Regions from separate parts of the Mus musculus genome. Here region 2 is linked to region 1. The links are chromatin loops, found by intact Hi-C in ENCODE. Cell type or tissue: heart. All regions are shown on one strand. Each heading gives the region's core, and the rest is flanking DNA. Links, peaks and the distances in the headings are about the cores only.

Region 1 (16,205 bases), core at 4,047-12,046:
GTTTCTTAGGGAGGTCTCTGAGTGACCCAAGCAATACAGCTAACATAGGCCATTGACATGGCTGTTTTGGTTGCCTAAGTAGATGGCAACAACATACTGCTTTAAGACACCTTATGCTTTGGTCACAGATAGTTTCTTTAGTAGTGCAGTCACTGATAAAGAGTCCATGCTCCTGTGAATAATTTCTCACTGAGGATCTGTGAGCAACCATAATAAAAACTCCCTGAGCTTTCAAAATCAATATTTAAACCCATAAAGACATGAGAGTAGAAGACTGAGTGGAAAGAGGGATGGGACCGGGGGAACAGAAGGGGTGCAGGAGAGGGTAATGGAGTGAATATGATAAAACATATTGGACATATGTATAAAATGTCATAACAAAACCTATTATTATATACAGTAAACATATGCTAATTAAAAAGAAACAAGAGAAATAGATTGTTCATCAAGGTGACTTGCCAAATGAAATTAAAGTCTCCAAATGTGGTATTATAAAATATACTTTCTAAGTGAAGGAAAAAATTCAAAATAATTTCTGTTTTGAAAGAGAATTACTTAATTTATACTTTAATGTAGAAGATTATTTGGGTTTGTCTGATAAGTTCCATAAACAGAATTGGCACTAAAGCAATCTTACACTCTTCTTAGTGAAATGAAATATTTCTCACTCTCTTATTTTGGATTAGAATATAATTAGAGTCACATTCCCACTGATTAGTTTAAAAAATCTTTGGCTTAGTCACCTTCACTGAGTAAAAAGGATAACATGAGTGGGTGAAATTGAATATTTGGGGTTAGCAGCTTCCTGAGGTTCCAGATTTGCCTTGCAAATGTTTGTTTCTTATTTTTCAGATGAGAATCACACTACTCATTAATATTGTCTTCAAGGCATGAGTAAATACATCGTTAAGTTACACAGATTAGTAACAATGTGAATGACAGAAAAAATAAGCAAGGCGACCTTGAGAAATATTTATGAGTAGCCAAGTTTATTCTCTTCTTTCCCAACACTCAACCAGCATAATTATAAAACACATGCCACAGACTAGCAAAATCTTTGGCAGAAGTAGAGTAAATTTTGAAATTATTTTCCCTGCAGCCACACCCAAATGAGTGAAAATAAACACAATTACTCTTCTGCAGATGTCTCATACAGCAATAAATACAGGAATAAAGCATGAGGGATGTCTCTGAGCTCTGAGGCAGGCATGATATGCAGAATTTTCTACATTTTTCTATAGCTGATTTACGTCTCCTGTAGTCTCCAGTGATGCTGGGCTAATATGTGCAGAAGTAAGCCAGAGTGGAAAAATCAAAAGCAGTGTGGCTGGTTCTTGGCTTGGGCTATCTGATGGGGGTCCAAGCTGTAAGGATGCTTCTAAGGAAAAGGTACAGCAATACAGTGCTTGTATGTACTGCCAAACACAACTAGAGATGACAGGTGCAACATATGCACTTCTCTGTAAGTCTTCCCTAGGTAACCAGGAGCATGTAGGTGTCCTGTGGCTGTTCTTTAAATTATCCTAGTGAAGGAAGACTACAGATGATTGAATGAAGAAACCAAACCCTTTCTACCCTGTGTTTGAGATGCATGATTTGAGAAACTGTATTATGCTTTTTCTCATTTGCATGTGTCTGCAGTGTTGTATTCTTTGTCTAAAGCATGTCTAATTTACTTGTGAGCCCAACTGTTTATCAATCACCAGATATTCAAAACATAAGAGAGGCATATAATAGAATATTCTTTGATTACTAAAAGGGAAAGAAGTGCTTTGACACATGCTATAATATGGATGGACCATGACAACATGCTGAGAAGAAACTAGTAATTTAAAAAGTATATATCACATGTCCTGTTGTGGTGAGATTTAGAGCCACTTAGGACACTGATGAGCCAAACCTCTGGTATGGCTTTGATGGCATTTCCAGAGAGGATTAACTAAGGAAGAGTATATGGATCCTGAATGTGGGTAGCACCATCTACAGACCTGATTCCTGGAGGGACTTGCTAAATAGTTGCTTTTAAAGATCTGGTTACCTACAACTCGCAGAACCTCACACACACACCAAGTGATACTATGTAGACTTTGCTCCCCAATTTAAAACTATTGGCTAAATAAAAGTGGCTATAGCCAATTACTGTGGAGAATAGAAGAAACTGAGTTCAGTTACTAGGATGGCAGCTTCCCAGGTAGGGACCACAAGGAAGAAGGGGAAGAGGAGGAGAATGAAGGAGGAGGAAGAGAGAACAGGAGGTCTTCATTTGATGTGATGGATCAGGAGCATGTGCCAGAGTGAAAGGCACCCCCAGGACAGAATGCTAGAGCAGATGTAACCCAGGTGAGATTCAAACAGGAAGTACTTGGTAATGCAGCAGTAGAAGTCCAGTATATAGAAAAAATAGATTTAGGGGTAATCCCCCAGTAATTGTACAAGAGCTGATTAAATAATCCATAGGACTCTGCCTCAGTTATTGGGAGGGGGGAATGACTGGATTATATTAATAATTAATAGTTTATTAAAATCTACAAGTCTCTGACTGCTGGCATTCTCCTACTCTCTGCTTTCTGGTTAGCCATATTGTAAATATTTCCCCTATGCCACATCCTTCCACTGCATATCTTGTATTTAGGATGAAACAACCATAACCTGCCCTCTTACCCCTCCACCGCACCCCATTCAAAACAGTAAGCCAAAATAAACCCTTCCTCCTCATTAAGTTCCTGCTTGATATCTTGTCACAGCAATAAATAACTCATAATGACCTGAACAGAGAGATCTATAGATAGGAAGTTGATTAGTGACTGCCTAGATCTGGAGACTGAGGCTGTAACAGGTAATAGCTAAGGGTCACACCATGTCCTAAAGTGATTGTGCTCAAAAACCGTTACAATGGGTGAGTTACATGGTATGTAAATCACCTCTAAAAACTTTATAAAATAAGCTACCTGTTTAATCTATAGGTGTAACAGCTGGTCTCGGTCTGAGCTGGCTCTAGTTGAACTACTCCATCTAGAAGCTCTGCTAGATTTAATTGGGTTATTTCCCTCTTTCTGAGCTACTCCATGCTGACTGAATAGATAATCTGCCTCCTTCCCTGGCTATAAACTATAAATTTTATTCAACAGATAACTTTGTCTCCTTCCTCTGCTAAACTATAAACTTTATTCATATCATGGGCTAAAATAATTTTCAAAGTTCTTAAACAATTAAAAGTAAATCATAAAATATTAATGGATATTTAAATGATTTTGCTCAGACATGCTGGTCATTGGGACATATCTCTCATAAAAATGTCTAATAAATGCTATCATAATACTGAAATCAAAACTCTAAGAAAATAAAATGGAAAACAAAAGCAAAAAGAATATTATGCTTATTTATACAAGAAATAACATAATTTTATGTAAACTCTTACAAAAGAAGAAGAAGAAGAAGCAGGAGGTGTATATCTGAACTCCCTTTAAGTCAAAGGTTAAGTTGATATAAAAGCTATGCAGATATAGAAGCTCCACTCACACTTCAGGAAACACATCTATCTACCGGTTCTCAGTACCTGACTCTGAATTTGAGAGTCAAAGACTGAATGTTTCCTTGTGAGACTTGGAACCAGCACATATATGTGTTCTCACTGCTTCTGTCCCTTAAATCCAGCCAGAGCAATAATGCAAGAACAATATCAGAACAAACAAAACTAAATCATCTTCATACGTAGAAAACTCAAGCAAAAAACAAACCTCAGGAAATCTACAAAAAAAAGTTACTAACTAGTACTACTAAACAGGCTTAGCAAGGTGGTAGGAGTTAACATTAGTATACAAAATTCAGTGTTTTTTTTCCTTCAGGTATTAGCAGCAAACATTAGGGAATTAAAATAAAAATATCACTTATAGCATTGTTTAACGTATTTCTTTCTTTCTTTCTTTTTTCTTTTTTTCTTTTTTTTTTTTTTTTTTTTTTTTTGAGACAGGGTTTCTTTGTATAGCCCTGGCTGTCCTGGAAATCCCTTTGTAGACCAGGCTGGCCTTGAACTCAGAAATCCGCCTGCCTCTGCCTCCCAAGTGCTGGGATTAAAGGCGTGCGCCACCACGCCCAGCTTTTAATGTATTTCTAAAGTGAGCTAAATATCTCTACACATGAAACTATTCAAAAAAGCTGAAAGAAGTGAAGACTTACATGAATGGAAGAATAAAGTATTTGCAAAAAAAGAAACAAAAAAACCCCTCAATATTAGGATGCCATTCTTTTCAAATATTTGTAAATTCTGAATTATTACAAACAAGAGTCTAGCAGATTTTTTATTAAACTTTAAAAAATATTTTTAACCAAACAAATAACCAACAAACAAAAAGAGGACATAAAGTTAGGAAAGGGTAGGGAGGTAGATTTGGAGGAATTAAAGAGGAGTATGTGAATATGAGTGAGTGTGTGTGTGTGTGTGTGTGTGTGTGAGAGAGAGAGAGAGAGAGACTGATTCATTTTATATGTTCTCTTACCCTAGAGAATGCTGACTAATACAGTGGTCCTTTGCTGACTGAGATGTTATGGATGTATGACTGTAATTCAGTATAACTATGATTTATTCTATATTACCATTATCAATAGAACTATAATGCAAGCCACAAGTGGAATTTAAAATAGTCTAGTCTAGTGAGTACATTAAAAAAAATAAAATGAAGTAGATGAAATTAATTATAAAAATTAAAAATTATCTAATATTAAAAACATTACATCAACATACAATTAAAACAGTTACTAGTAAGCTTACTAACGAGTTACTAATGAGCTTACTAATGAGATACTAATGAGTTACTAATGATGTTTGGGTTTTAAGATTTTAAAATCTGGCGTATATATCACATTTATAGTGCATCTCAGTTTAGAACATGTGGAGTTCAACTAGATCTTACACCCTGGACTTTAGAAACTCCAGGAGATTCTAAAATGCAGAAAATTTTGAGTATCAACAGACTAGTGACTAGGAGGCATAAGGCAAGACATTTTAGAGAAATGATCGATCTCAAATAAAATCTTGAATATTGGCATTCATTAAATACAGATGTCTTTCCAAGAAGAGAGAGCTATAAGGCCAAAGGTCAAGCGATGAAATAGGTTTGTGTGTTAAACAATTTACTTTTTATGGAGCATAGGGTCCTGGGCGAGTGATGAGATCTGTGTGGGAGTCAAAGTACAGGCCATGTAAGGCTTGTATTCGGTGAAAGGGCTTCATCCACTTGGAAATGAGATATCATTAAAGAACTTTATGAAAGAGATTGACACCTGGTCATGTTTGTGTTTAAAAAAAGCCACACACAGAATAAACTGGCAGCAACAGCAATCTGTTGGCAACCTGTTAGCAGATTGTTAAAATAGCCCAACAGAAACAGTGTGGCTGACATGGCCATGGTAGGACATACAGCTCTGGCTAGAAACTTACAGGGAAGTATGCAAAAGACAAACACGAAGAGCATATGTGCCCCTGGATATCCAAGGATTTTACAGTCTAATTCAGACATCTAATTCATTCAGAAAGCAATGGACTTAGAAAGTAAGATATTTAAATCTCTCCCAATAAAATGTCCCTGACCCCAAACTGAAGTTGGTTATAAAATTATTTTCTGGCTGGGCGTGGTGGCGCACGCCTTTAGTCCCAGCACTTGGGAGGCAGAGGCAAGTAGATTTCTGAGTTTGAGGCCAGTGGTCTACAGAGTGAGTTCCAGGACAGCCAGGGCTATACAGAGAAACCCTGTCTCAGAAAAAAAAAAAAAATTCCTGAACTCATTTCATAAGAACTATACACAACTGGGGTGTGTGTGTGTGTGTGTGTGTGTGTGTGTGTATTCCCCCCACCCCTGGCATGGAATTAAGTCTCTTTGGATTGTTGCTGACTTTATACTTTTCTGCCTAGCCCAATGAGAACAATCCTTGACATTTACCCCTCCTGATCTGTATGCCTCTGGTGCATATGCAAACCAAATTTGGCTCTTAAAACACTGCTCACTAAGAATGTACTGTGTAATGATGAATGTTAGATGTTCATATCTTAAGACATAGGTCACAGGATACTCACTTCATTTGAGTTAGAACTGTTTTGCCCAGCTGAGGCTAGCTCCTTCAGAGATGAGGGAAGTGCCTTGTAAATTCTTCTAGGTTGACCACAGAGCTATTACACATTTATTCTAACCCAGTGGCATCTGAATTCTTTTGACTAGACGCATATGGCAAATATATTTTTATATATTTAGTATCTATATAATATATAAAACTAGTATAAGGTTAAGTGTTATAAAATTACAGACATACTATTTTTTATCAGCAAAGATATCAACTTTATATTGTTTAACAATAAAAATTTTTGAAAAGTCACAAACAATATTTACCTTACTATATATGATACACTCTAGCATTTTCTGGCCTATGCCATTTCATTGAATAACAACAACAAAAGACGACTGAGACAAACTACTGCTTTCATGTTCCACCAGTAAATTACTGCCTATAATTAAACTTAGTTCTACCCTCTAATTTACACTTTGTTAACAAATTAAAAGCATTTAAGAAAATGAATGTCTGGAAACTGTACCTAGGAAAACTTGGCTGACCTGATGAGGCCCATAGCTTTAGAGATGGAAGAATTTTTACTAAGGCTTTTCTGATTAGACTTAGCTAAACTGATCATATAACACAGAAGGTGATTCAGTGCAGTGGTCTGATGTTCAGAATGGACATCATGTTAGATTTCTAAATCTAATGACAGTTGTGACCTTATATGTAACACTAAATTCTCTTGTACAGGGGGAAGCTGGAGGGAGTGCTTTGTGCTTTCTGGAAGATCACTGCTGAGCCAGGATTCAGTTACAGAGCATCTTCTGAAGGGAAAGGTCTAGTTCTATTAACAGTGAACGAGCACAAATGATAAGCCTGGAGATACGCTGCTGCGTTCTGATTCCGCTTTGGAGCATACTGCAAAGACGTTTCTGTAAAGATCGTGAACAGAAGCTTACTAACCATTTTGTAAGGAAAACTAGAAGAGACTGCATTTCTTATCCAAATGATTCCACTGTTATCAGACAGATGCTCTTACTTGCAGGGGCAAGAATGACCCTCAGCACAAGGTTCAGGTGAATTAGACTGGCCTTCAGCCGAGCAATGCAATGCAGGCTAAGACAGAGTAGTAGGAATGCTGTTAGGCTGCTCATTGGTGTTGGTTAGCATGCACTGCCCTCATCGTCTGTGTTACCAACAGCTATTTATCTGATGGAACAGTGTTGACAGAACTTGGACTTGTGCCAAACCTCCTGATGAGAAACAAGGTGGAACAGGCTGGCTGGAGGGAACGTTTCCTTTTTAGGAAGCAGCAGCAAGAAGATACATGGAAACAAGGTTGGAACACTATCACTGCTGCAGATACCAGAAACATTTCTAAGTTAAAAAAAAACAAAAAACAAAAAACCAGACTCTAACAATGTTGAATAAATGGCCAATGTGTGTACAAGAAGTCACTCAAATATGCACACGAAAACTGTGTCTTAGAGAAAGAAATGGCTGCCTGGGTGTGTGCCCGCAGCTGAGATGAGCAAGGTGCTGCTCAGTCTTTTTGCATCAGGCAGATTAAGTAACAGAGACAAAAATAATTAAGTCCTAGCCTGCGACAGGCCTGACCACTTACTATGCCAATCAGAAACCACATTCAGCTTATGCTGCAAATATAAAAAGCAGATGGAAATCAAATTGCTTGCCTAATTGCAGAAAAAAAGTCTAACCCAAGACAGTTTTATTAAGCTAACTAAGGGCAAGTGGAAACAGTTTCATCAATAAACCTCTTTCTTTCCCAACACACATGTCTTCGTTCAGTCTCAGAGTAGAACCCAACTCTTTCATCTGTTCCAATCTCTGACTTCATGTTTGTACAAGAGGATGCCCACTGTGCTTTCTTCACTGAATAGTGAGTCTGAGGGGCCATCACTGTTCCCCACCAATCTTGTGGATCTCTTTGTCCATAGTGCGATGATCAGTAGGTCCCTAACAGACACTGAAAGGAGCCTTAAGAACCCAGAATGCATTCTGAAGCATCAGACAAGGAATTACACACACACACACACACACACACACACACACACACACAGACTGTAAAGGAGTTTAGCATGCTGTAACTATCTGTTGTCTTTCTATAAGCTAACCAAAAAAGTAGCAATCATATTGCTTTTATGTTAATCAGTCAATTTATGATCTCACAAAATAATGCCTTCATTAAGTTTGATTTGAGTATTTAACTGTGTCCTTTACTTGAATGGGTGGTGAAAGCAGTGACTGCTGGCTGAGAAGACGATGATGTGGGAAAAACATCGGGGGAGCTGGCCACAAAAGACATAGTCTCCATTTAATTCTGTAAAAAGTATATGTTGCTAGTAAATAAGATTAGAAAATAACTTCTTGGTTATTATATAAGAATCTAGTTCACAAAACAGAAAAATTAAAGCCTCAAATACACAGCTCATATCTTTTCAAGTTACAGACATAAACCAATCATTTTTTTTTTTTTTTCTGGGGGAAAGGCCTAGTTTCTTGACTCAAAAGGATTTTACTGTATTTTACAAAATATTTTTGCACTGGATTTTGATGTATAGTTGCATATATTCTTGGGCAATGTAGGACCCATCAGGGACTGGTGATACTGGGGAGATCAGTAGACCTCTCTGGACATACCTCCCTCCTCTATGTAAACCTCAGTTGTTCTGGCTCCCCCACAGTTCTTTCTATCACAGATACATGAAGGGAAAGAACTAAAAAGGGTCAAGTTCTTTTTTTAAAGTATGGGTATGTGTTAAAAGCAGGGGCCTGCCTGAGTAATAATAATTCTACCTTCTCCTTTGCTATATCTAATTCTGATTTGTCTTAGTCAATGGAATACCAAGTATCTAAGGAAACACTGTAATTGCCTAGAGTCACTCTAGTTAAACATTCATTTATGCAACTTACTTTTCAAAGGTTTTGAGAGAAGGTAAGATATTGTTACAGGTGTTCAGAAACAACAATGAAGAAGGCAGACAAAAAAATCTTGAGGAGAAGGTAAAAAAAAGTCACACACATAACATAAAAGCATGACAGATAATAAAGAGAAGAGTGTCTTAGGGAAGGGCAGCTGGGACTTGCCAGGAAGGGCACGTGAGTCTAAACAAGTTGATGCTGTGAGAAGGGAAGACCTGAGAGGGAAGGAATGAGCCTTCCCTAAGGCTCTGGTTTGCAAAAAGGCTGCTGCACAGGAGACCTAAGGAAATGAGATCATGGTAAGATAGCAGGGTACAGATCCTCAGAGTGCAGTTGACTCATGGAGGGGCCTTGGAGTTTTAGAAATCCACCAATGCTTGTTTTTTAAAGCACTGATAGAGTCTGACAGATTTCAAAAGAAACTGAGGAGAGAAAGAAGCACTACAATGACATCTGCAAGTAGGCGATGGGGCAGATGCAACGCCCAAGCAGAGGAGCTGGCCCAGCATCATGAGCTGTGCAGTGGAGCTGCCAGAGGGCAGGCCAGCAAATAGCATGGACCAGGTGAGTTGGTAGCTACAGCAGCAGTTTTCTTCCAGTTGTTTAGAGTTAGGAAATCCTAATGTCTCCCAGTGACGGTTCAGATCAAATGTATCACAAATTTTGTTCTGAACAACTATATGCCAAAGAAAGTCATGTAGAACTGCAACAAATATTTATGACCAGGAGGAAATTGACAGCTTAGTAAACACAGGATCAAAGGTTCAGGAGGGCAGAGGGAAAGACAAAAAGTGGTAGTTGTACAGGATAATAGCAATAGAGGGAGGACTACCTACCCACCCTTGACTTTGAAATGTGATATACTTCATGGCATAGTATAATGACAAGCAGCTTGCCACTCTAAAAGTTAATCACAAAACACTTTTTCTCTGTTAAGAATTCTGACAACTTCAATTCCTTTATAATATTCACTTGAATACAAACCTAAAACTTTATAAATTTAGGGTTTTTTTCTTAGTAAGACATATAAAAGCACATGAGATATGGTATAACAGTTGTTTTATTCATCAATTTCATCCTTCGCTCTTTGTCTCGACCTTTTAAACAAGAAGTATCATCATACTGATAGATGATTTTACCACAGCTATCTCCAGTTTATACTGAGAAGTATACAAGATAGCCTGCTTTAAACATTTCAGAGTTTGGGCTCTGCTTTTTCCTTTAGAAGAGTGTAGTTCTACATCTTGTGACAGCAGCTCCCTCTTTACTTTAGCAGATACCATTATCTTTTTCTTTTAGAATTATTTCTGTATACCTGAGCCCAATGACTCATTCACCGTTCAATAGAACATAAAATATTTACAATTTTATTATGAAACACACATGGGACATTGCATGAGCAGACATAAAATTAAGCCTGAGATGACCAAAGTCTGGACTAAAACTATATTTATGCTGCTGAAGGCAAGAAAAATTATTTAGTCTACAGTAATGAGTAAGTAGTAGCAAAACAAATATTTGGTTGGCTGTGGAGAGCCAATGTTTTCATTCTGTGTTGTAAGCATGAAGGCTAAAAACAGGCTGACCAAGCACATTCTGCCAGCAAAGAACACATGCATTCATCACACTTTTGTTGCATACAAAACATGATTCCTAATTTACAGATTCATATGCTTTACAAGTATTACATATTATTTATTACTATTATATATATATATTTAGATGTTACACATACATACATATATATGTTTAAATATTAACCATTTATGGCAAATTCTTTACTAGCCTAAAATATACCATGTCCTGCCCTTGAAAGTGCTTCAGGAGAGGGGTGTGGCTTAATAGTAGAGCAGGAGCTTAGCAAATACCAGGCCTTGGGTTTGACGCCCAATACCTCACAAAGCTACACAAAAGTGAAGAAGAAAGTGCTTGAATCTTAAACAATCAATTACACAGACTAACCAATTAGCAATGAGTTGTCTGTCTGATAGGAGAATAAGTGCTTTAATATTCTCATAATGTTTTCAATTTACTGACTGCTATGTTAAGAAATTAGTTATCAGTGGTGACACATACAGATACAGACACAGACATACAATTTAATAGATGGCAATGAGCTTGTTTATTTACTACTACTTCCTTCTTACAGGTAAGGAAACTAAGGCTTAAACACGGCATACTCAAGATCGCCGAATCACAAATCAGAGTTAGCGATGCCAAACATAGCTGTCTAAGATGGTGGTGTACTGTGATGCTTCTCTGTCACGACTGGTAGTGCGGCAGAGGAGCAAGCAGGCCTCACGAACATTAATTAATGTAATCAAACACTACTAGCAATCAAAGTATAACGGTTCCTCACTTCTTTACAGTAAAATATGATCATGAAATGAAAAGGAGTGGAAGTTAGTTATAATGGTGATACTAAGTAAAAACAAAAGTCATTTCTCTTATGACAAAAAATATTCTACAGAAAACATACATGTATTAACTTTTAAGTAATGTATTTGCCTATATAATAAAGCAGCAAAGAACTGAAGGTCTACCCTGTTGGAGAACACAGCTAGAAGAAGTAGGAAGACAAGAACATAGCATGTAGAGTAGGTCTGAAATTGACTATCAGGGCCTCTCCCTGCTTTGGAAACTGTAAGGGCCTTCCAGCAAAATCCATAGTCACCCAGTGCACAGACCATGGTTGCTAAACATTATTTCTTGGTGGTAAAATAGATCCTTAGGAAAACAGGATGATTTCAGGCCCTAGGAAGGCAAAGGACAATCTGCACCTAGAACAGCTTGTTAAAAAATATACAAGTACTCAAACACTATCAGGAATGTGTGAAATGAACACAGGGGCGGCTTGGGCTCCCTGATGATGCGAAAAGCCACCAACCAACAAACTACAGTGAACAGGATCAGATGCCACGAGTTTATCCTGACCTAGCAAGTAAACACAAAAGAAAGAAAATGGGATCCTAAAATGAAAGGAAACAAAAGTCTGATGAGTAGTGAGACATACTGTGAGACATATTTGACTCTCATGGCTTAGACCCCAGGTAGGAAAACAAAGACAACTGCAAAGCACATCAAAAAACAAAAGGTTAAGGAAATACGTTGACTACAAGTGTCACTAACTTCCTAATTCTGATAAGTCTACCAGTCACACCAGACACATCCAGAGAAAGCCCATTTAGTGCTCGGGAGGTACGCACCTGAAACAGGAACGACAAGGAAAGACCCTCAAAATCTACCACATGGAGGACACCTGGCATGTGCTTGTCCTTCAAGATGAACGAGTATGTGCTGAGTATGAAGGCATGAGCGGATGTTAAAGGATAAGGCCAAGGGAGAAACAGCACACTAGAAACCAAGCACTTCATCACTTGAAGCTGTACAGGATGCTATTACTTTTGAAACACACACAGAAAGAAAGCACACTCACTTCTGCATTGTGCGAGCTTTCTGTGGGAGGCAGAAGAAGGAAACTAGAGAATAAACAGGAGGATTATAGTACATTCATGCTCAGTTTTACAAAAGTCCAAGACAAATATAAAATATATTAAGGTAAATTGGGTTAAAAATGCAAAGCCCTGCACACGCCTTTAATCCCAGCACCTGGGCTGTGGAGGGAGGCAGATCTCTGAGTTTGAGGCCAACCTGGTCTATGAAGCAAGTTTTGGGGCACAACTCAAAAAACCAACACAACACAAAACAAAACCAGCAAAGGTTCTGTACGTACTCTCTTTTGTATGTTTTCTGCATTTCATAAGCTAAAGAAACACCAAGAGCCCAAGAGTTCATGATAAACTAAATCCAGCTCCAAGCCTGAGAAGCAAGAACGTCCTGGACAGGCATTCTTTGAAGTTGAGTCTCAAGTCAAGTAATGCTTTTTCTTTTCCCTTATTTGCAATCTGTAGCCTAGTAATTCCCCTTACACACAGACATTCTGAAAAATCAACCATTTTTCTGGCAACTAAAAGCTAGTAGAATTGTCAATACCTGGCATTATACTGCATATTTAGTTCTTTACCAACAGGTTCATACTCACTCAGTGTCCCACTGGAATACAATCCTTAGAGGACAGATACTTCAACAGTGTGTTTGTTTTAGAAATTATACTGGAAAAATGATTAGACTGTAGAAAGTTAAAATATGGATTAATTAGTAGAGGATCAAATGTAGACTCTTAAGACCTATAACAAAAATAACAAGTCTGATATAAATGAATTTTATGATTAGAAACAAATATTATCAATTATTTCTGAGAAATAAATATATTTGGTTTATTAGATCAGTAATAAAAGTAAGATAAAGTAGTGTCAAAAGTTTATTAAATTCTTTACTAATAAGTCAATCATGGTGGCACACACCTTTAATCCCAGCACTGGGGAGGCAAAGGTAGGTGGATTTTTGAGTTTGAAGCCAGTCTGGTTTACAGATTGAGTTCCAAGACAACCATAACTATGTAGAAAGACCCTGTCTTTAGAAAACAAAAACAAAACAACAAAAAACCCCTTCAACAACAACAAAATAAATAATTCATTTTGAATAAAACAGGTTCAAAGTTTCTAAATAATGTGTATTTGTTGAAATTAGGCTGGCTGCAATTTTAATTAATTTTTTTGTGGCCCTTCAGCATACAAATAGACTCATGCTGAAGATTAATACAGAGGAGAATACCATAAGAACCATCAGATGTTCACTGCGATTCATGCAGATGCTTCTAAAACATGTGTGGAGCTTCTGGCTGGAAAAAAAGATTAGTGAGAGGTCACTGGTAGAAGTAGTAATTATACCTTTGGTGGGATTATTTTGATAGTCTAACATCAGTTGGGGAAAGGTCCAAAAGATGTGAAAGTATTTGATGTAAGACATGAAGAAGAGACAAGCAAAAACGGTGGATGGTATTTCAGTCAATAAAACTCCAAGAAACCTGACACAAATCAGAAAGTGTAGGATAAAACCATGGGCTCACCAAGACAGTCTGGAGAGAATACTGGATTTGTATGGTGAAGAAATGGAAGAAAGGATCTTTAGTATGCATTATTGTAGATCTCCAAGAATCTATAAATATTTTGGAAAGGACAGGATGAGAACACAAGGGACTTTCTCAATAATCATATAAACTGGTACTACAGTCTAGTGAACACACCTCTTCCTGGAAGCGGGGCTCTATGTAACTCTTTAAATACAAAGCTTTAAAAATTGAAGATACACTGCTTAATTCTAAGACACTGTTCTAGACTTACTTTTAATTTTACTCTGGCCAATATTTATGAGCCCAAATGACAAAAAGAAGCACCAAGGCCTAACTGTTAATTTGATGGAGCAACCACACACATATACATGTACAAACAGAAACATATATATGTGTTTATATCGTTAATGGCTACAACAATGTTTTAAATTGTACGGAAAATACATGGAAGCAACACAATAAAATAACTTACATTTATGCCTTGCATTTCTCTATGGACATTAATATCCTTCAACAGATATTGTCTCACTGTTTTAAGAACTGCTATGAAATAATCTGATATTTCCTCCACACCATTAATTTTCAACAATCTTAAAGAATGGCTTTGTATATGAGCAGGATACAGTTACTGAGAGGTGGTGGAGTGAGGACAAAACAGTGGACAGGAGTGTAAGACATAATCAATACAACTTCGTGGCAACAGGCATCCATTTATGAAAGGAGCTGTCTGTGGTTGCATATGCTTATAATCCCAGCACTAGTGAAGGCAGAGGCAGGTGGATCTCTGAGTTTGAGGTGAGTTCCAGAACAGCTAGAGCTACACAGAGAAACCACTTTGAAAAACCAAAACCAACCAAGCAACCAAAAAAAACCTGAATAAGAAACTGAATATATTTATAAAGTACAATATAATATTCTGAAATATATATAAAAATTGAAATACACACACACACACACACACACACACACACACACATACACACTATAGAATGACTAAAGTAGATAATTATTATCTTACTACCCATGGTAAGAATATAATACTTAAAGTCTACTTTCCTTGAGATTTTCAAATACATTAACTATGTTGCTAATTATAGTCACTATGTTGTATAATAAATCTCTTGTTATTCCTTTCTTTGAAAAACATGTCATTTGTATGTATACAGGTGTTTTGCCTGCATACACACACACACACACACACACACACATATACATATATACACACATATACATACATACATATGTGTGTGTGTGTGTGTGTGTATGTATATATGCACATGGAGGCTAAAAGAGGACACTGAATCCATGCAACTGGAGTTACCGAGGTTGTGAGCTGCCTATATCTGTCATCTGGCAAAGCAGTCAGTGCTCTTAACCACATCTCTCCACCTTATTCGTCCCTTCTAAGTGATTTTTATACCCTTAGACCCTTTGATCAACAGCTTCTCCTTGCCCTAGGCTCTGGTAATCATCATTTTACTGTCTGAACAAGTTGTTCAATGGTGCTTCCTGTGGAGACAATAGTGTTATTTTCCCTCTGTCATCCCATTGAGCATGTCACATAATTACTGATGTAACACACTGGGAGTGAGGGTCTTACTGTGTATTCCTGGTTGGCCTGAAACTTGCTATGTTGACCAGACTGGCCGTAAACTCACAGAGATCTGCCTGCCTCTGCTTTCAGAGTGCTGGAATTAAAGGTGTGAGCCACCAGTCTAGGTGTGGTAAACATAGTTTGACTATACCTCTTCCTCCTCCCTTTACAGAGAAGCTAAAATGAAAATTCATTTGAGAAACATTTTGAAGGTTTAAAAACACACTTTATTATTTACTCACATATATATGTCTGAATGTCCACATTTGTGTAGGTGCCCACAGAAGCAAGAAGAAGACATCAACATCCCTGTTGTAATATCCCCTACCTATAAAGTTATTTTGTTGCTACTTTGTAACTATAGTTTTGCTACTGTTATGAATGGTAATGTAAACAGCTGATATGCAGGATATCTAATATATGCCCCGCTAGGGGTTTTGACCCACAAATTAAGAACTGCTGCCTTTTACAGTTCAGTAAATGAAGAAAATATCTAATAAAAAAGTTTTCAAAAAAAAAAAAACTGGACAAAGACACATCCCAACTAATATCTAAGGACTGCGGTGCCTCAGTTGGTCTCCTACAGTCAGAATCTTCATGGGGGAACTTATAGAAAATGGAGGAACATGGAGGTAGAGAGAAGAGAAATGA
Region 2 (16,205 bases), core at 2,908-10,907, 62 kb before region 1:
CCAGCAGATGCAGAGAGACCAGGCTTCGGCCTGTAGTTCATTGGTGGGAATCCCCGTCCTCTAAGCCAACGCTGCTCTTCTAAGTTAAGGAATGAATTAGTACATTATCTCTCATTCTAGTTCTAATGCCTCCTCCCCCACCCCCGTAAGATTTGGTTCTCTTTTGAGGTGAGCAAAAGATTAACTGAAATTCAATAGGAGAGGGGAAAAAAAAAGCAAGAAAAAGTAAGGCTTTCGGACAACTTCATCAACAGAGAATCTAAAAGACACAAATCAATCATAAAACGGTTATCACATGAAATAGGAATGTCTGAGGATCGCGGCTCTAGGAAAGGGCTCACAGCAGTGAGCTCTGTGGTGCTGATGTCAGAGCTAGCACACATACGAAGGAAGGCATCAGCCAGAAAGGAAACTGGACGGCAAAAGGAACTAACACATCAGGGTTACCTCAGTGCTCGCCATCTGATGCTGGGCAGCCTGACTGATGCTGCATTCTCTCAGCTCATTCAACACCACACCACTGACAAGAGCTCTCCTGGGGGCAGGGGCTGAGGAGGCAGTAGCTCTGACAAAGACATGGCCTGTGGGTCTGCTGAGGAGTGTGTGGTGTTGGGGAGCCATGGTGGTCCTGTTACTGAATACTCTTTCTACAGACCCAGTACTTCTGACACCATCCTAGCAAGGCCTGATGTCTTAACCATTTTTCTTAGGGTTGGAGCTTCATCTAGCAGGGATTTCTCTACAGTGGAGTTTCTCCATTAAAAGCTACAAGAAGCAAAGATAGGAAAATGTACCGTGCTTTCCAGTAAGCAGAAGTGAGGGCCACTGACAAACTGCGAGGTTGCTAGCTGTCACAGCTCTGGCGAAAGCCGACCTGCTCTTCTGAACAGCAGTGAAGAATGTAACCCCTCTACACGTCTCCATATCGACACTGGTAGACGAATTGTTCACACTGATAGGCCCCTCAGTGTAACTCACTTCACACGTCCCCTGTCTTTCTGGTTATCACTAAGATAAAGCAGTATGTTTCAGCCATATTCTGCTTCTATCTAGCCCTTTCCATATAGGCCATATTGACACAACATGACAGGGGTATGTACCTCACACATACGATCTTATCAAGACCCAGGCAGTGACAGTTTGAAAAGGATGCCCACCGTCTGTCACTGAATGAGTTCTAAAAACAGCAGCAAACCACTCGGCTCCTCACACATTTTAATGACCTGTTTTATGATGTCCCCATTTTTAGATGGGCAGATGTATTACTGGCTACGTGGCCTTAGAGGAAATCAACCTGCGGGCATGTGACTGACGATGTGCATTTTTATAACATTAAAATCCCAGACAGATCTGCATTAACTTCAATAACCCTCTGAGAAAGGAAAGCCCAAGGGCTGGCTTGACCTCTCAACCTGCCACCAGCTTCACCCAAAGTAGAAGGCGTGGCTTGCCACAGTGAGAACAAAATGCCAATTGTTTTTCTCCTAGTGTTGTCACTGCAAAGTACAAGAACTCTGACAGGCTGCCTTGTCTCAGGATAATATCCCTGACCAAAACTAAGCCCAAAGATAAAAATGAAGTGAAGTTTAAAGGCTATTTTTAATATTCTTTCACATTTTAAGTCATTTTAAGTTATTACTATTACTACTACTACTACTACTACTATTATTACTACAGTTCATTTACTTGGCCTAAACATTTCCTTGTGACTGCAAACATATTTAATAATGCCAAACTTAGTTTCTTATTCTTTTTGGAAATTACATATTTAGTTAACTTTAGTGAAATTTGTAATGGTGAAATCCCACAACATTCTAGTTACTACTATATTTCAGAACCTTCTGGTTTTTTTGCAGTTAAAATAAGATGAACATTTAGCTAAACTAAGATCTTAATTTTGTCATTCAACTATCTTTCTTTCAGGGTATCAGAAGGCATGCAAGCTTCCAAAGGAGGGAAGCAACCAGAAATCCTACCCAGGTCTGGTACCCATGTACTACAAAACCAGCATCTAAGGGTGCTGTAGTGGCTCACATACCTTTGAGGTAACCAATAGCTCTCTAACTGGACCTAAGACCCACTCAACAAGAGGGAAACCATGCCTAGTACTGGAGACCTAGCCAGCTACCTAGGGCTAGTGATGCCATGGGTCTTGGAGGAAAATCTACAACCATCACTTTATTAAAATAGCATTATTCCCAACTGCATTGTAAATATTTGTCCTTCTACCCACCGATAAAGTGTAGTCCTCAACTCATGCAGAGGATATCCTCTCTGCAACTGACGGAGATTATTACAGAAAATCATAGCCAATAAAAATACAGAGTTGTGGGGCCAGTCCCAATGGATACATCTACAAAACAACTCCCACACTTAAGGCTTGGGGAACACTGCAAAAGAGGAGGCAGAAAGATTCTAAGGACTAGATAACCAGAGAGTTTTATGCAAGGTTGTGTCGCCTAGTCATGTCAGACACTACAGTGACAAAATCACATCAATATGACTGACTAAATAGGAGCTTTAAAGGACAGTAACACTAGATATGCTAATGTGGGTGGGGGTGGGCCCAAAGGCCTCTACCAGACACAAAAAACTAACAAATGCTCAGAGTAGAAGAAATTGTCTTCTCCAGGAAAGAACACACCAATTGGTAATCCAATACCAAATGGTTGGCTCCAAAAACAAATATACAAACGATATTATACAGACCAAGCAAGTTATGATTAGAAATATACAAGTGTATATATATATATACATATATATATATATATATATGCAGAAGTATATATACACAGAGACATATACAGGAGAGTACAGAAGGAGAGTATAGGAGGGTGTGAAGGGAGAAAAAGAAAGGAGCAAATGATACAATTAAATTATAATTTCAAAAATAAAAGAAAACATAAACTGTCTTCTAAAAACTGAAATTGTTCTCTGGTCCCTGCAGACAGCACTAGGAAGTTCTACTGGGCTTATATGAATTGGTGAAGTGGCCACATCAGACGAATAATGGCAGAGATGGTGTTTCAACACATATGGACTCAGACATTTCATAATGTCTGCGAAGATGGACTCCGCCTAGCTGTCAGCAGAACTGAGTAAAGAAAACGTGCACGCTATAGGACGGGGTTTCATCAGCTATAAACTTACGTCGTCTGCTGGAGAAAGGACGCAGGAGAAGAGCAGTCAGTCAGCAAATCCTGCCTCAACTTCCACAACTCTGAGCTGACGGACTCGCTCCAGAGCACTTCTACCACACCTCTCTTTTCTCTGAAACTTTCTCCATCTTCATTCAAAAGGAGGAGTTTCTGGATACTGGGAGTCCTGTCTTCCTTCTCCCCTCAGGTTTTAGTCACGGTCGCAAAGGACAAAGGTTGTGGTGGTTTCAGGCACACTTGAGTGTAAAGTAGAGTGCTGAGTATTGTTTTCTAACTGAAACTCAAGTGAACCCTGGGCATTTCTCTTTCATCCTCAGAGGTGACCACTAGTTTTTCATGTTTTTATATGCATTTGTTTTACATATGTGCATATCTATAGTGATATAAATAGTCTGTTATATGCTTAAAATTTTACATATCTGGTTTTGTTTGTTCCTTTTAGGAAATAGTAATATAGTTCTGCTTACTTGCTTTTTTCCATGCTGAGAATCTAGTTCAGGGCCTGGCACACTCGAGGCAAACACCCCTCCTTCAGATGTCCAGAGTCAGGTGCTCTTTACCTTTATAACACAGCCCACAGTGGGCTAGGAAATGACATGTTTGGACTCTATGAGGCTTTGATGGTTGTTAGCATATACTCATTTTGAACAATGTCTGAACATTTCTTTAGTGTACAGGTCTAGGGTTCTAGCTTGTTGGCCGTGGGATAGTTTGGAGAGGATAGTGGTGGTGACTGGGCAAGGCAGGGGCTAGCATTTCTCCATCCTGTGTCTGCTGCCAGTGCTGCACCTGGGATCACACCGAAGAACCGGTGCCTTAGGAAGAGGAAACCGACTTCATTACTTCTTCTGAAAAGATGTGGCTGGTGAGGTTTTATTAGGTGACTGAAGTTAGTCTGCCTGCTGTACAATTTTAGCAGAGTTTAGGACTAAATATAGGTAACAGAAATACCCCATGTGAATGAGTGAGTCAAAGGCTAGATTCTTGATGAGTTCTACTGGTGGCGCAGGTCCTGTGCACCCTGTGCTCCTGGTGCTGGCGTGCAGCCAGGGCAGGGAGTGGCAGGCTGCGCAGCGGTAGGCTGTGGGTTTGGTGAATATGCATCTAGTGCTACTGTCCTGAAGCAGCCAGAGCATCCAGCAGTAGGCTGGACAGAGTGAAGAGTAACCTGCCTATGGGCTCCTCATGAAATAAAGCGGGAGGCCTATATGCTTATATGCAAAAAAACCCATCAATGTCAATGATTTTATTTTATAATTTTGATTTTGCATTAAGGTATCAGGGAAGTTTCCCTTATTCTTTCTGTGAGCACCTCTTATAAAACAACTGAACAAGACTCCTTCACCCATTTCAGGGTAGAGAGGCAGAGACATGCTAATGCAATCTGCAAATGGTTAACATTTAAACTGGAAAGAAACTGATTTTATTTCAGATTTAGTAATAGAAAAGGTCAATTAGGGAAAAATGTATCAGTAACCAAAAGCATTTTCTTACATCATTCCAGATTTACAAAAGGAGAGACCTGTTTTCTGAAAAATCAGAACACAGGCTCTGACAGCCTTCCCACCGCCTCTGCGATTCCATAGACATGGCTGTGACAGGACACCCCACAGGGGCCACCACTCTGGCATCACCGCTCTGGCTCTCACCGCCTTTCCTTCTTCTCTCTCAACAGCTTTTTGCTCTCTTCCCGTCTCCTTTTGTTCACTGGGTTCCGAGGATCATAGATTTCAAATGTGTCTGAGTCCTGCATGCTTGCATCTTTCACTTTTCTGGTTTTGTCTTCAAACTGGAGCACATGTGACATCCTAAGGGGGAGAAGAGATGGCCTGGTTAATTCAGGCTGGGACCCACCATGGAAGCTCTCTACCCCACTCTCTGTGGCACAGGGAGCCAGGCAGCGCTCATCCCACCTGGAGAGCAGTCCCACAGAACGAAGCTGAGGCCAGGAGCTTTGCCCAGCGGCAGAGCTGGCCTAGCAAAGTCTTGGGCTTGGCTCCCCAGAACTGCGTAACAGAAACAAAGCAAACTCTGGAAAGCAGGCCTGGACTCTGTCTGCTGTACTGCTCTGCCTTTCCAGGAGTCTCCCATGCTCACTCTGAGTTCCTCCCTTGGTGGGAGGCTGTGATCTCGACCCTGGAGTCTCCTAAATCCATATTTGGAACTTGGTCCTCTTTCTTTGAACAGTACACTCAATCATGGAAAGCCAGGAGTGGAGCAAGCTGCCAGCTAATAACCAGACCTATCTGATGGTTGTGTTTTTAGTGGTTTAAAGGGTCAAGAGCAAGGGTTTCTATAAAAACAAAACAAAAACAAAACAAAGCAACAACAACAGCAGCAGCAACAACAACAACAGCAACAAAATCCAATCTTTAAATATTAGGGCTGATGTGTAGCTCATTTGCCTCACGGGAGAACATTTGCCTTGCAGACATAAAGCCCTGGGTTCCAGCACCGTTAGCAAATTAACGAAAACCAAATAAGCAGTGACAAACAGAACAAAAGTCTGCATCCACAAACAGAAGTTTAAAAAGTAATTGAGAGTCGTGTTCAAGTGGGATTGTGGCTGTCTTCTGGGAGGGGCTGAGTTTTTCTACGCACAAAGGAATGAAATTTCTGGCATAACTCCATGAACTAACTTTCTCCTCTTACTGTTGACTACAGCAAATCTCACAACCCTGTCTTCCTACTTTAACAAACGCTTACTGGTCTTAAAGTATCAGCATGTGCTTGATTCCTAAGTGGTCATAAGCTAGCTATCATTAGCAGCAGGGAACTGTGCCAGTGATTAGCTGTGCCCCACTGTGAGGCATCAGAGATAAACGGAGGGTGGGGTGGGGTAGGGGGTGGTCAAAAGACTAGGCATCAGGGCAACTTGGTGAGATAGGAAAGAAAAAGATTCGGTTTAACAAACAAGTGATGTGAATTTTCTACTAGCTATTTAATAAACAATCCAATCAGCATATTAGTGCATCCTTCACAACAGCAGACAGAATACAACCCTGCATACAGCCCTTGCTATGCCAGCACTCTGACTTGCCTCAGCTCACATATGACACAGGCTTCCTTTGATTTGTATCAGCAGAGATTTGGGCAGTTGGCCCTGTCAGGAGCTGTCGCTCTTTCCCTGCAGCTGCAGAGATGGAGAGTGACATTTATTTGTACGGGAAAGTCTGTGCTCAGATTTTGAAGATTCTCAAAGGGATTTGTAAGGAAAAGAAAGCATTATAGATACTGTCATTCTGAAGATTCAGTAGCACATGGCCACCACCACCTCCATCTCTTCTACTTTGGAAGGTTGCATCGATGTTGTGTCAGTGACACACAGATGACCAACATCATATTTAAATGAGGTAAACCACATTCACAGTGGTATATATTATTAATAATGCACTGCTTGTTCTGATTTAATAACTGATTGCAACATAGGATTATGCCAGGCAGTGTGAGAAAGCTGACTTCTAACAGTTTCATTGCTCCAGGAAGCACTGTCAATTGGAAAATGCAGCCTACAACCATTGGATTTGAATGTGGCTTCTCCCAGAGCCTATGGTGTTCATTTAGGCATTAGCTTCTGAGAGTGCCCAATTCACTGAAAAGGGCTGACTTTTCCATAGCCATGGAAACAAGGAGCCAGTAGGATCAGCTGGAAACACAAACTGGACCTAACCAATTGATGATGACTTACCTAGGTCTATTGGATCAGTGACAGTTGGTGTCACTGGGAAAGCCAACTACCAGTACCAACCTCATGCTTCTGAAAGCCAGGGAACAGCAACAGCCTCTACTTCTGAAGGTGGTGCTGACCCCCAAGCAATTCTCGTCCCAGACTAACATAATGTCTGCGACTTGCCTTACGTGGTATGCTAGACAGTCTTAACTACACGTGATACGGTCGAGAGTTACAGGAAGGGAGGGTACCTCAACTGAGAAAATGTCTCCATAAGATCAGGCTGTAGGCATTTTCTTGGTTGGTGGGGGAAGGGAGGGACAGCCCATTGTGCATCCCTAGGCTGGTGGTTCTGAGTTCTATGAGAAAGTATACTTAACAAGCCACGAGGATCAAGTCTCCAAACAGTAACCCTCATGGTCTCTGCATCAGCTGCTCAGTTCCTCTCCTCCTTCCTTTGATGATGTGGAGGTATACGACAAATAATAAACCCTTTCTTCCTCAACTTACTTTTTGGTTATGGTGCTTTGTCACAGCAATAGAAACCCTAACTAAGACCTTGGGAGACAGTGAATAAAGTACAGCTATTTTTCATGTCAGTAATGCACTGTGTGAAGAGAGGCCTCCTCTTCAACACTCCTGATGTCTCTTCCATGCACCTTGCAAAGGGCACTCTAGGAATTCTGAGTGTGTTACTGGAAGGGAAGGGGAGCAAGTGCATTGGAGCTATCTATCAGCAAGGCTGTCCTGCTCAAGGCCCTTTACACAGGACAGGAGCTCAAGTCCTGCACTGAGAGCCCTTAACGGCTTACACCTGGAAGCTTATGCTGGAATCTCATGCCCCTCAAAACAATTTCATTTAAGAGTTCTAGGTTGATGCTTCACGTACCCCACTACCTAGTTAGATAATTAACCTTTACCGAAATTCATTGTTCTGTTTAAAAAGTGATCCCATATTCTCCCTCCAATACAGATTTTTTAATAACACCTATTTCCAGTAGAAACTATCCAAGTTTCAAAATGACTTTTCCAGATGTTGTCAATTAAAAACATAAAAAGGTACCTTCCTCCTTTCAATGCCACGAGGTAATCTTGCAACTATTGGACCTGGTTGGCTCTGGTATAAGAAATGAAATTTAGGCATGTGAGCCACAGAACCAAGTCTACAGGAAGAAACCTTCTCTCACAAATCTGAAAAACACAGAAAGCCATAAATTAAAGGAGCCGTCTGCTTCAACTGTTTGTTTCATACGCACTGCACTACACAGGTCCAACATTTTGATTAATAGCAATCTTAAACCCAGAGGAAAGAAGGGGCTCTCAGCTTACAGACTACTTCAGATTTAATACCATAACACTTAGGATGGCTGGCTACTCCACAATAATACTGAATCTTTAACAGCAAAAAACAGTTCACCCATTTATCTTTCAACATGCTTTGGTCACTTCATTTTTAAAGGGAAAACAGAATAGTTATTATGATTTTGGGTATAATAAACTCCTGACCTCTGTGCCTCCATAAATCACGTGTTGTATGAATTGAAAGCATGCCCACACTTCAGACTCCTGTGAGGGCACACATGCAGACTAAGAACTTATAGTTCAGTTTTGTACATCCCAATAACTCAGCCCTGTCCACTTGTTGACTGTTATAAAACTGGACCAATCAGAGCAATGAATTCTTGTGGAATTAATTATACACTAATCATTTACATGTGAGAATTTCAGAACTTGTTTACTGGAAGGAAAAGACAGAAACTTAGTTCTGATGAACACAATCTTCAGCATAGGCTCAGATTCTCAAATAAAAGCACTGATGGTGGTGGTTCCATTTCAGAAAATGGAGGTTTCCTATCTTGAGTGGTATTAAACAAGGAATTTTACTTTGATGTGGGACTGAGCAAAAGCATAAACAAAAGTAATCAAGTGTTCTTTGCTGACTTCGCTAACAGTATTAAAGTTCTCACATAACTGGGAAGACAGATTATGGGATGGCGGTGACATCTGTGCAGAAGCCAGAAGACCCGATTCTAGGCTCAGTACACAATCCCAACATTAGCAATTTATTTCTGATTAAAATGTTCTGAAATGATTTATCCTGAGAGAAAGTAAACAGCTCTCTTGTTAAAAGATTTCAGAACTATTCCTTCTCATTTCCAAGTCACCCCAATTTAAAAACATTTTTCCTTGACATAAACATATTTATTTTGTTTTCTGAATGGCTGTCCTGGTACCTTTCTGATGCCAGATTACAGGTATGTATGTGTCACTATGCCACACTCACGACACACTCAATCATTCTGCTATTCTACTTACTGTTGTCATATTTTAACTATTAGTCCTCCTCAAATCCTTCTAGGCTCTGAAATAGTGTTTCTTATTCACTTCTCTTATCATACACCTCTACTGGGGCACGACTTACTGTCGGATTAGACTAAAATAGTTCAGCAGAAGCACGTGATGTTCCAATGTGTTGCTTCCTATCACAGAGACTGTACTTTGCTCCTCTCGTCAGCTTTCACTGTTTTCTAATTGTCTGTTTACTGAACTGTGAGGAGACTCAGGTTTTCAGACAGTGTACCTGGTTCACAGCTGTATGTCCAGTGCTGATCATGGCAATTTTTAATGAGAAGGAAACCTTTAGACCTTTGGAACTGGCCAAGCCTGGTACTCAAGGGTTGCTATGCAACCACTTGACCTTCTGTGGGCAGGGGCTGTCTTTTATTTTAATGATAAGTGCCCTGAAACACCTACCAGGCTGCAGAGTCTCCAGTCTACTTTCATGACCTTTCATAACTCAGCATACACACTAGCGGTCGCTCTGATGCTGCACTCTGTCAGGTACCACAAGTTTACACCCTGACAAACTTCAGTGGGAGATGCCTCCCGCTCTTCATCTCCCACACCTCTTAATGTAGAGCTCAGGGAACAGAATTTTTGTTTTTTACAAGCAGTATTTCCTAAGTAGTTTTGGAACTCTTACATCAGATGCAGGCTGAATGTGAAAACCTGCTGGCTATTCAAAAAACCAAAACATTCCTACCAGGTGTCATCTTCAGAGACACTAGTTTAATAATTCTAGGATGGGAGGGGGTCCCAGAACTAGTCATTAAAAACTTCACACTGGTTACTTTTAAACATACAGAACACAGAGCCAAAGATTAAGAAACTTTAACTTTCATACTGACTGTGAAGGCTCCATTTAAGTTTGCTTTGTTCCTTCAGAGAGAGAGTACAGGGGGTTCCTAAAAAAAAGCCAACCCTTTAGATAATAATAATAAAAATGAATAATAAAAAGATTTGATAATGATAAAAATAATAAAATTATTATTATTATTATTGTGTGTGTGTATATAAATGTTTTGCTTTCATGTACATCTGTGTATCATGTGTGTGCCTGGTTCCCATGAAGGTCAGAAGAGGGAGTCAGATCTCATGGAACTGGAGTTATTGTTGGTTCAATATATGGAAATCTGTCAATATAATCTACAATATAAACAAACTGAAAGAAAAAAAAAACCACATGATCACCTCATTAGATGTCTGGTACCCATGGAGGTCAGAAGAGGGTGTTAGCAACTGGAGTTATGTAACTGTAAACCAATATGTGGGTGCTGGGAACCCAACACAGGTCTTCTGCAAGAACAACAAGTGTTCTTTTCTTTTTTTTTTTTTTTAAGGTTTCAAATGTTATCATTTACTGCTTGACCTTTTGTTCCACTGTCACAAAAATCAGTCAAATGGAATCAGAATTTTATGTAACTTACTAATGCCTGACTTCTCTCTCTCTCTCTCTCTCTCTCTTTTAATTAGATATTTTTTCATTTATATTTCTAACGTTATCCCCTTTCCTAGTCCCTGCCACCCCCCTGCTCCCCAACCTACCCACTCCTGCTTTCTGGCCCAGGCATTCCCCTATACTGGAGCATAGAAGCTACATAGGACAAGGGCCTCTCCTCCCATTGATGACCGACTAGGCCATCCTCTGCTACATATGCAGCTAGAGCCATGAATCTCTCCATGTGTCTTCTTTGATTGGTGGTTTAGTCCCTGGGAGCTCTGGGGTTACTGGTTAGTTCATATTGTTGTTCCTCCTAGGGGGCTGCAAACCCCTTCAGCTCCCTAGGTACTTTCTCTATCTCCTTCATTGAAGACCCTGTGCTCTGTCTAGTGGTTGACTGTGAGCATCTACTTCTGTATTTGTCAGACACTGGCAGAGCCTCACAGGAGACAACTATATCAGACTCCTGTCAGCTAGCTCTTGTTGTCATCTGCAATAGTGTCTGGGTTTGGTGCTTGTTTATAGGATGGATCCCCAGGTGGGGTAGTTTCTGAATGGTCATGCCTTCAGTCTCTGCTCCAAACTTTGTAACTCCTTCCATAGGTATTTTGTTCCCTCTTCTAAGAAGGATCGAAGTATCCACACTTTGGTCTTCCTTCTTCTTGAGTTTCATGTATTTAGCAAATTGTATATTGGGTATTCTGAGCTTCTGGCTAATATCCGTGTATCAGTGAGTGCATATCATGTGTGTTCTTTTGTGATTGGGTTACCTCACTTAGGATGATACCCTCCAGGTCCATCCATTTGTCTAAGAATTTCACGAATTCATTGCTTTTAATAGCTGAGTAGTACTCCATTGTGTAAATATACCACATTTTCTGTACCCATTCCTCTGTTGAAGGACATCTGGGTTCTTTCCAGCTTCTTGCTATTATAAATAATGCTGCTATGAACATAGTGGAGCATGTGTCCTTATTACAATCAAAGAACTCCACATAAAACCAGAGACACTGAAACTTACAGAGGAGAAAGTGGGGAAGAGCCTTGAAGATATGGGCACAGGGGAAAAATTCCTGAAAAGAACAACAATGGCTTATGCCGTAAGATCAAGAATTGACAAATGGGACCTCATAAAACTGCAAAGCTTCTGTAAGGCAAAGGACACTCTCAATAGGACAAAACAGCAACCAACAAATTGGGAAAAGATCTTTACCAATCCTAAATCTGATAGGGGGCTAATATCCAATATATATAAAGAACTCAAGAAGTTGGACTCCAGAAAGCCAAATAACCCTATTAAAAATGGGGTACAGAGTTAAACAAAGAATTCTCAACTGAGGAATACCGAATGGCAGAGAAGCACCTAAAAAATGTTCAACATCCTTAATCATCAGGGAAATGCAAATCAAAACAACCTTGAGATTCCACCTCACACCAATCAGAATGGCTAAGATCAAAAACTCCGGTGACAGCAGATGCTGGTGAGGATGTGGAGAAAGAGGAACACTTCTCCATTGCTGGTGGGATTGCAAGCTGGTACAACCACTATGGAAATCTGTTTGGTGGTTCCTCAGAAAATTGGACATAGTACTACCGGAGGATCCAGCAACAAGTGTTCTTAACTGATGAGCCATCTCTCCAACCCCAAGATTGGATTCATATGACAAGGTACTCACACACGGGTAGAAGCTTATTGGTGCCTACTCTGCTCTTCAAATTGAGCAATTCCAAGGGCACAGTCCAGTCCTTATTTATAGTTTGAAAACAAGGTAATGAGGTAAAATCAATTATTTACTCAACAGACATTTGAGGGCTTTTTATGAGTGAGGCCAATGCTAGTTACCAAGGACAAAAAGTCAAGCATGACCCGGGCTCTGGTCTCCTGAAGCAAACTGGGAGAACACACAGACATGAGGCAAATGTGTTTGGAATGTTAACACAGCATTGAGGCAATAACGAGAACTCCCACTGAGAGTGCTCTCAAAGAAAAGAGGTTTCCATGTTACCTGGTGGTGTCTGCACTATGGATAGGCAGGAAAGACAGGATCCCACTCCTTTCTCTTTGCAGAGCTAGAGGCTGACCCAGGCCTGTGCATGCTGGGTAAACACTCTAACATGGAGCTACACCCGCAGCCGAGCAGTCCCCTCTCACAGGCAACTTGTGAGACGGTAGAGGAACCTGTACGCTGTTGACTAGATGGAAGAGGTAACAGGCTTTTATTTGCAGAGACGGATTGTTAACCTCAGGAATCAGTCAAAAGTGAAGTCTGTACTAGGTCTAGTAAGAAGTTACAATGGGTACTGCTTATTCTGTGCTAGGTCTAGTAAGAAGTTACAATGGGTACTGATTATTCTGTACTAGGTCTAGTAAGAAGTTACAATGGGTACTGATTATTCTGTACTAGGTCTAGTAAGAAGTTACAATGGGTACTGATTATTCTGTACTAGGTCTAGTAAGAAGTTACAATGGGTACTGCTTATTCTGTGCTAGGTCTAGTAAGAAGTTACAATAGGTACTGATTATTCTGTACTAGGTCTAGTAAGAAGTTACAATGGGTACTGCTTATTCTGTACTAGGTCTAGTAAGAAGTTACAATGGGTACTGCTTATTCTGTGCTAGGTCTGGTAAGAAGTTACAATGGGTACTGCTTATTCTGCTGTGCAAGACATTACAATGTAGCTATAAAGGGAGGATCATGTGGGCACCCCAGACTGGCTTTTAACGTCTTTCACCACTCCCCCCAATCCGTGTGCTACCCTTCCCCCCCATCTCCCACCCCACCAACAAGGGTACATCTTTGGGAGAAAAGTGCTTAAAAACAGAATCAACTTCTACTATGAATCCTGTTACTGTCTTAAATACGTATTTTCCAGTCCCAGCTCCTATTTGTTCTACTTAGATGAGGACCTAGCTATGGCCATATTTAGCTGAAGGCACCTGAGGGGCAGAAGCAGGGCCGAGGACCACTCTTATGAGCATGGGTGTCTGATTATGTCAGGGGTCAAATTACTAAGGTTTACATTGTGGTCCATGGATCCCTCTCTGTCTCTCTTTCTCTATCTTTCTTTCCTCTTTCTGTCTTATGTCTATATTTATTTATTTATCCCTGCTTCCCCCCACACCCTGCTGCAAACACACAGCCAATCTAGCTGTAAAAGCCCTTCTGGTTTAAAGCCCTTGGTCTACTGTATACAAAAGGACCCCCAATTTCTCATATCCCTTCTTTAGTCTGGCTCTTGTTTGCCACACCATGCTCTGCACGATCCCCATCTTTCATTTCAGATATGCCAGACTCTCTGTAGCTTCCTGGAGAATCTCCACTCCCTGCAACCTCCTTGCTGCTTCTGTATTTCCAAGACTTCACTCTCTCTGCCTCCCATTAGCTGTGCCACCACCCTGGCTCCTGCTGGGCCTGGCCCGCTTTCTCCAGCAGCGAGGAGATCCTCTCCTGGTGCCCCTGAGTCTTGTCCATAGCTCCAGCCATTTTCAGGGTGGTGCAACCCTGCCTCTCTGGGTCACAGTGCTCTGAAGAACAGAGGCTCTGTTTCACTGGCCTCTGTACCTCATCATGCAGCAATGCTTGGCCAGAAAAATGCTGCTGATAAGTGCCTGCGAACACGTCCAATTTTCTGGGATTCCCATCACCTCGGGAAAAACCACTTTGGCTAGGATACTGATTTTCTTGATAGTTTTAATTCAATACCAAATTATTTAGCAATTAACCACTGTATAAACTTCATTTTCAGGCAAGCAGTTCACCCTTTCAACTTTCTAACAAAGAAAAGGGCTAGTTAGTACTAAAAAGGTGAGGCAAGGTATTTGTACAGATAGTACACTGTGTTATAGTAATCCAGTGCTGACCTGTCTCACATGGGCCAGTTAAACTGCTTAAAGATTAACATCTGCTCCTGTTTGCTTAGCTTGGAAGTGTGGGAAAATGCATTTAGTGTCCTCAGCCAGCCTTCTTCTTGGTTTGAATGACCTTGTTACTCTTTGAGAACATACACATAATTTGTTACAACATAACTTGTTTGCATGTTGTGAGGACTTCCCATTTCCCTATTAGAATTCTTAAGAAACCCAACTAAATAGCTCCTGGTTATTATTTAAGTTCGTCATTCTTTGGACTCCAGAACACAAACCTAAATGATTTGGGTAATGGTTTGAAAGGCAGAAACAGCCTTTGTTTGTAAATACAAATTTCAGCACGACGAAACAGTTTCCAAGTGTTGCTTCCATCTGAGTCTTTGAAGGAGCACACTGTTCTGCAGGCTGCACCTCACTTTTGTCCGTGTTACTTTTCTACAAGGTTCTGTCCCCTCCTTTCCTGGTCCTATCAAAGTCCAGTTTAATTACCACTTCTTCCTAAAATCTTTTCCCATTGCCTTGGCCCTCAAAATCTGCTCTGACTTCAACACTTTCTCCAGAAACCTTTGTGAATGAGGTCAGACCTGAGCTTGGGCCACTCACTGTGGCTGTGGGGAAGTCACCCTGCTTCTCCTGCCTGCTTTCTTACCTGGGAAGAAGATGGTAGGGCCCAGCCTAGACACTTCACAGTGCTCACAAGTAAGGCTTGCACACCATGCCATCTGAAGGCTTCTGTAAATGGCAAAGGGGCCCGGATCTAACTTTAACCCATGTGATTCATGAATGCTTTTCTCAGGTTAGCCTATATCCCAATGCCATGGATATGGTGGTATACAAACAGAAATGTAATTTTCCACACTTTGAAGACAGAAGCCAACACTCACCTGACTAGGGCTCTCTCCTTGGGCTCTAAGATGTCCTTACACAGTGTGGGTGAATGGAGGGGAAGACTAGTCTGGCTTGCTTCTTATAGGAACACTAATCTCATCATGGGGGGGGGTTCACCCTTATGATCTCATCAATCCCTATTTACTCCCCAAATGCCCTACCTCCAAATATTATCATATTAGAGCTTTACCATATGAATGTGTGTGACCAATTGTACTACCTACAAACTATGTTTATACAAAAATTTATCATTTTTGTAATTAGGCATTTTATAATACTGACATTCCTTATTTTTATGTATATCATCATTTAAAACAACAAACTTGGCCTCATCAGCCTGGATGCTAACATGTATATTTCTAAATGTACATGTCTTCTTAAATGGATCATTAACTAATCAAGAACATTATTTATAGAAAGAATTAAAGTAGACCAATTCTGAGAGGGGAAAAAGAAAGGTACGCTAAGAAGTTTTGAGAACAAAGTCACCCAGTCAGTGTTGTAGAGCAGATTGATCACAGGAACACACCCTCCTTCTACCTGATGTGTTTTTCCTTGTGAGAACTTCATCTGGGACATCTCATTACTTTCCACAGTCATGTTTCTTTAGGCTATATCTTGGCAGTAGCAATTGGCTGTGTGTGTGTGTACTGAACTGCCTTTAAAATATTTGTGTGTATGTGTTTATATGGTGAATATGGTGTCTGTGTACATATGAGTGTAGGTGTATCTGCAGAGGCCATAGGACACTCTGAGCCTTACTCCTCTGAGGTAGGGTCTCTCACTGAATCTGGAGCTCGGCCAGTGGTCAGCAAGTTGCAGAGCTCCTCCTGTCTCCCC

Evidence for each region. Peaks named below come from ENCODE experiments on the same cell type or tissue, not always from the same donor. Only the 100,000 strongest peaks of a DNase experiment are listed, where the experiment ranks them.
Region 2: a loop joins it to region 1, with 2.4 times the contacts of the local background. A loop is called at or near these places in 4 of 42 quality-filtered maps.

The regions. Positions count from the first base shown.
Region 1 is chr13:104,687,567-104,703,771 of GRCm38, forward strand. All of the region lies in intron 11 of Cwc27 (CWC27 spliceosome-associated protein), which reads right to left. Among named protein-coding and RNA genes, the nearest start is that of Cwc27, 120 kb to the right of the region's middle. In heart, for the core only: no CTCF peak of the experiment used is centred there; a DNase peak (open chromatin) is centred at 7,255; H3K27ac peaks cover 4,477 bases.
Region 2 is chr13:104,626,773-104,642,977 of GRCm38, forward strand. It overlaps Cwc27 (CWC27 spliceosome-associated protein), which reads right to left. Exons shown (of 14, transcript NM_026072.1): 14 at 4,555-4,966. The coding sequence ends at 4,804. Among named protein-coding and RNA genes, the nearest start is that of Cwc27, 180 kb to the right of the region's middle. In heart, for the core only: a CTCF peak has its summit at 9,660; a DNase peak (open chromatin) is centred at 5,939; H3K27ac peaks cover 5,994 bases.